Regions from separate parts of the Mus musculus genome. Here region 1 is linked to region 2. A link is a loop called in an ENCODE intact Hi-C map of the cell type or tissue named here. Cell type or tissue: gastrocnemius. All regions are shown on one strand. Links, peaks and the distances in the headings refer to the core of each region. The heading gives the core; the rest is flanking DNA.

The links. A loop is a pair of places that touch in the nucleus more often than their neighbours do. Peaks named below come from ENCODE experiments on the same cell type or tissue, not always from the same donor. Only the 100,000 strongest peaks of a DNase experiment are listed, where the experiment ranks them.
Region 1: it touches region 2 in a loop (2.1-fold over the local background); 1 of 42 quality-filtered maps calls a loop at or near these places.

Annotation. Positions count from the first base shown.
Region 1 is chr6:120,596,295-120,599,203 of GRCm38, forward strand. No RefSeq gene overlaps it. Among named protein-coding and RNA genes, the nearest start is that of 1700072O05Rik, 43 kb to the left of the region's middle. In gastrocnemius, for the core only: a CTCF peak has its summit at 1,805 (motif pointing right); no DNase peak of the experiment used is centred there.
Region 2 is chr6:120,822,182-120,825,033 of GRCm38, forward strand. Atp6v1e1 (ATPase, H+ transporting, lysosomal V1 subunit E1) reads right to left here and starts at 517. Exons shown (of 9, transcript NM_007510.3): 1 at 407-517. The coding sequence starts at 439. It overlaps Gm38889 (a long non-coding RNA gene), which reads right to left. Exons shown (of 3, transcript XR_869411.3): 3 at 1,627-1,735. In gastrocnemius, for the core only: a CTCF peak has its summit at 1,277 (motif pointing left); DNase peaks (open chromatin) are centred at 596 and 1,213; H3K4me3 peaks cover 1,347 bases; H3K27ac peaks cover 1,927 bases.

The DNA of each region.
Region 1 (2,909 bases), core at 280-2,779, 230 kb before region 2:
GTGAGCCAGCGGAGGGAAGGACACAGGCCAAAGAGGATTGTGAGAGTTTCGAGTCAGAATGTCATCCCAGAAAGCCTGGGAGTGGCTGCCTCCCTCCTTGTGTGGCCATGTTCTCTGACCTCCAGGACCTCTGACCCAAAGTCTGGGTGACTGTGCTTCCCTGCTGTGTGGTTGACATTTTGCTTTTCCAGTTGTCATGGTTTTCTGAGAAAAATGAACATTTCTTTAACGATGACCTCATTTCCTTCCTTCTCTTGGTTCCTTCTCTTGGGTCTCACCTATCCAATGGTCCTGGGATTTGATGCTTTGTTTGTTTAGCGCTGGGTATGAAACCTTGCCCGTCATTGACTTGTACTCCCTGAGTCACAAATGTTGTGATTTGAAGATGTTTAGACTGGTTGGTAGTATTTGGTTTTGAGACAGGGTTTCATATGTCCTGGGCTGGTCTCCTAAGTAGCTGGGTATTATGGCTGGTTGGAATATCAACCTGCCACAAATTCCAATGGCCCATAGAACTGTGCTGACTGCCTTGGCTGACTTCCGTGGACCCTCCTGGATGTGGGCTTCACCTTCAAGCAGATAAGAAGAGTGTGGCAGAGGGAAGATCACTCCTTTGGCAAGCTTGGCCTCCCATCTTGCTGCTGGGCTGATCTGCCCCAATGCTGCTGCTGAGCCCTCACTGATAGCAGAACCAGTCTCCAAGCTTTCTTTTTGGACTAGGGACCAATGGCTTGCTGGGAAACTTCTCGGCTTTTTATACCAGATTGGGATTACTGGGGGAGTGGGGTTCAGCCTGTGGACTGACCAACAACCGATTGCCTCTTCTACTTTTCAATTCCCCTCACCCCCACCCATCCCTGTGACAAACAGTCATGGTGGGACCGACCACTCTAACTGCTAAGGCAGCCTCAAGAATCTAGGAACTGGCCGGGCGTGGTGGCGCACGCCTTTAATCCCAGCACTTGGGAGGCAGAGGCAGGTGGATTTCTGAGTTCGAGGCCAGCCTGGTCTACAGAGTGAGTTCCAGGACAGCCAGGGCTACGCAGAGAAACCCTGTCTCGAAAAATCAAAAAAAAAAAAAAAAAGAATCTAGGAACTACCACATTCCCAGCTCCCTGGTATGATTCTGCTATTGTTAAGTATGTACGTATGTATGTAGTATGTATGTAGCCCATTAGTTCGGTTCCTCTTGAAAACCCTGACTAATAAACTTAGGATTTCTTTGAACTCCTCATCTTCCTGCCTGCAACTTCTGTTATATGTATTTTAAAACTGCGGCAGTGGCGATGGTGATGCGGTGCACCTTGGGGGCCCTGGCCAAGGTATCCCCCTGAGGAAATAGATGTAATATAAAGGTTTATTGGTGAGAAGGAAAGGGTGGGTACAGAGAAAAGGGAGGAAGAGAGGGAGGGAGGGGGGCAGGAAAGGAGGGAGGGAGGGAGAAAGGAAGGGAGGGAAGAAAAGGAAAGATGGAGAGAGCAGCAGTAACTAGCAGGTGCCTACCTGGTGGCTGTTGCTAGGTAACTGTTGGGCGGAGCCTAGAGGAAATGTTAACATCTACAGAGTGTTGGGATTGAAGGTGTGCACCACCACACTTGATTTACACTGGGCTAACAACCAAACACAGGGCTGTGTCCCATGCTAGACGAGACTCTGAAGATGAGCTACATCCACAGCCCTAGTCTGAAGTTTTATAAATGCAAAGTGCTCTTGCATTCTACCTAGGGAAAAAACACCAAATGCCTGCCCACCAGGCAGGGTAGGGAAAAGGGGAATACAGGGGTACCAACTCCATCCAGAGGAGGGCAGCACCCCATTTACCCAGAGCTGGGATTCCAAATTCCCAGAGAGAGAAATTTAATCTCTGCACTTTCTGAGACACTCGTTCAAGCTCTGTCCCTTTCTTCCTTCTGGGGCAGCCATCCCTTCTTTCCGTGGCAGAGCCCTCCACCCTGTGAGGCATCATACACAGGCCATGGTGGGAGATGCCACCTGTATCCTGGAGGCTTGGGGGCAGACATCTGCCACTTGCATTGTTCCCCAGATCTAGGGCTGGAAGACATCTGACACTGGGCATCAGCCAATCACACACCTTAGCAGTTTGGCGAGGTAACCTTTTCCTCTTTTCCTAGGTAACCTTCAGCAGGGACAGGCATTTCAGGTGTATTTCCAAGGAGAATGGGAGGAGGCAGAGAGGAGTAGTCGTTCTCCCTGGAATATCCCTTACTCTGCCATCCCTGGCCTCACAAGTCACCTGCCCCTCCCTCTGCTCTGGATCAGCAAAGGCCCTAAGGTCTGTTGTTTGCATCACCCTCCTACTGAAAGCCAAGCAGAGATGAATCACAGGGAGTCTCCAGTAGCATTCACCTGGTGAGGCTTTGTTCCAGAACATTCCTGACAGCCCCACCCAGGAACACCAAGTACCAAACAGTCAAGGTTGGGATAGAGGGGATCCCAGGGCAGAATGAATCCATGACCATGAAGCCAGCTGGCATAAACACATCCACCCCTGCTCAGGGGGTGCTTATGGTATGGTAGGAGTGGACAGCGCTAAACATGGAAGCACAGTCACAGAGAGAAAGGATGGCACACAAAGAAAAAAGCTAGAATGCAAGAAAATGGGCACAGAAGGGGAGAGGAAGGTGCAGTTAAATGGGGTCAGGAAGACCTCGTGCCCATAATCCCAGAATATGGGAGACTGAGGCAGGAGGGTTACTGTGAGTTTAGGTCAGCCTGGAGCCAGTTTCAACCTCTGACCCCTGACTACTCTAAGAAGTTGGTGTTAAGAGAATTAGCCAGAACCAGAATGCATCCAACACCGAATCACCGGTCAAGTTCCTGCACTCAAAAGACATCCTAACTCAGACACCTTAACAAAAACACCAAGGCTGGTGTAGGAGGATCAGAAA
Region 2 (2,852 bases), core at 1-2,500:
CGCAAGCTGCTCTTTCCCCTCAGTCTCTTTCCTGTACTATAGTGAAATAGCGCTTCAGGGAAAACAAAAACAAAATACTTTTAACCTCTGCACAAAACTCTTCCGGATTAAGCGTGGAAACGCCAGAAAAAGGGGGGCTGGCGAGATGGGAGGCAGTCAGCTGCGGGCTCTGTGACAGGCAAGTGGAAGCAGGAGACCAGCAGTCACGTGAGATGCGGTGCAAGGCCCTCTCACTCCCCTGGGTCTGCGAACCATCCCGGCACACACTACCCGCGCCCGAGTGTCGGCGGTCCGCCAGGCTCGCCCGATGAACGCAGGCCACCCGAAGACCCTGCTCTGCAAAGCAAACGTCAACACTGTCCTCCGGACGGCACTGCGGCTGCGCTACACCCAACCTGGCCCTCACCTGCTTCTGTACATCTGCATCGCTGAGCGCCATGGCGAAGGCAAAGTCCGGCCAGGGGACAGCTTCGAATCTGGGTTCAAAGTGGCGGCGGAGCAAACCTGAGACGAAAACCCTGGGAGGTCCAGCTTCCTTTACTTTATAAACCCCGCTTCCGGTTCCGGCTTGGTGACCAAGGGGCCGTAGCCTTCTCAACCAATAGATCGAGAACTGTGCCCGCGGAAGTTCTGCCTTGGCTCCGCCCTTTCCCAGGCGCATGCGCAGAGCGACTCTTTTTTTTTTTTTTTTTTTAAACTGACTCGTGACTGCTTGGCAAGGACAAAATACTTCAGAGACTTGAGAGAGCTTTAGGGATTCCCTCCCTCCTTCCCTCCCTCCCTCCTTTTCTCTTCCTTCCTTCCTTCCTTCCTTCCTTCCTTCCTTCCTTCCTTCCTTCCTTTGTTTCTTTTCTTCCTTCCTTTTTTTTTTTTTCTCTTTTTCGAGACAGGATTTCTCTGTGTAGATGTGGCCGTCTTGAAACTGACTTCATAGACCAGCTGCCTTGAACTCACAGACATCCTCCTGCCTCTGCCTCCCGAGTGCTGGGATTAAAGATGTGCTCCACCACCACCCGACTAGGGATTTTTGTATCAGACTTTAATCAGAATTATTTATACTTCTTCAGCGGTTGTTTTAGTAAAACAGTTGAGTTGTTTGTTTGTTTACAAACAAAAGGTTTGAACTCCTGAGTTTCCTGCCTCCATCTGCTAAGTGTTAAGATTATGGACAAGGGACCGGAGAGATGGCTCAGTGGTTAAGAGCACTGCCTGTAACCACAAAGTAGCTCACATCCCTCCTTAATGGTATCCCACGCATGCCCTCTCCTGGTCTGTCTGAAGACAACGACAGTGTATTCACATAAAATAAATAAATAAACCTTAAAAAAAAAAAGATTACAGACACGTACCAGGTTAAGACCCCGGTAAACAGTTTACATAATTTACTCAGCACTCAAAACCAAAAATAAAATGTAATAAAATAAAATAAATAAATAAAAGCATTGCGTGGGAGGCATGCCTTTAATCCCAGCCCTTAGGAGGTAGAGACAGGTGGATCTCTTTGTTAGAGGCCAGAGTCTACAGGGTGAGTAAACCAGGCTTGGTTAACAGTGAGTTCCAGGATAGCCAGGGCTACATAGAGAAACTTTGTCTCAAATAAACACATAAAGATCTACTCACTGCTTGTGACATAGCTCAGTTGACAGAATGCTTGCATAACACATGCAAAGTGTTGGTCTATCCATGAGCTGGTGTGCGGCGAGGCATTCTTGCAATCCCCACATTCAGATGGCCCCTGGAAAATCATAAGTTCCACATCAAGCCTGGAAATTTGAGTCCTGCCTGGACTAGAGATTAAATAATAGTTTTTATTTAAACCCAAGCCATAGGGCTAAAAACAGGGCTCAGGGATTAAGAGCACCCTCGTCGAGAGGGCTCAAGTTTAATCTTCAGCACCCCTATGGCAGCTTACAACTGTTACTCCAGTTCAGGGAGATCCAATGGCTTCCATGGGCACCAGGCATACAGGCAAGCATCCATATACATTTTAAAAGAACAAAAACAAAACCCCTAACAGATTTAGCATTAATATAAATAAGCCCTTCAATATTTATTATTAAATAAGAATTGTGTGAAGGGCTGGAGAGATGGCTTAGTGGTTAAGAGCACTGACTGCCCTTCCAAAGTTCCTGAGTTCGAATCCCAGCAACCACATGGTGGCTCACAACCATCTGTAATGAGATCTGATGCCCTCTTCTGGTGTGTCTGAAGACAGCTACAGTGTACTTACATATAATAATAAAATAAATCTTTAAAAAAAAAAAGAGTTGTGTGAAAACATAGCATTTGGACTGGGTATGTATACAGGGCCTAACAGACCACTCCAATGTGCAGTTTGAGTTCAGGGTTTAAACTTTTCCATCCCTAACTCTTTTTAAAGAATGACAGGTTTGCCGGGTGGTGGTGGCGCACTTGGGAGGCAGAGGCAGGTAGATTTCTGAGTTCGAGGCCAGCCTGGTCTACAGAGTGAGTTCCAGGACAGCCAGGACTATACAGAGAAAACCTGTCTCAAAAACAAACAAACAAACAAACAAAAAAGAATGTCAGTTTTATATTACCTATAGTGTTACATGGATATAAATTAGACTTACAAGTCAAATATTGATAATAAATCATAAATAGTTATTGTCTTAGTCAGGGTTTCTCTTCCTGCACAAACATCATGACCAAGAAGCAAGTTGGGGAGGAAAGAGTTTATTCAGCTTACATTTACACACTGATGTTTGTCACCAAAGGAGGTCAGAACTGGAACTCAAGCGGGTCAGGAAGCAGGAGCTGATACAGAGGCCATGGAGGGATGTTCCTTACTGGCTTGCTTGAGTTCCAGTCCTAACTTCCTTTGGTGATGAACA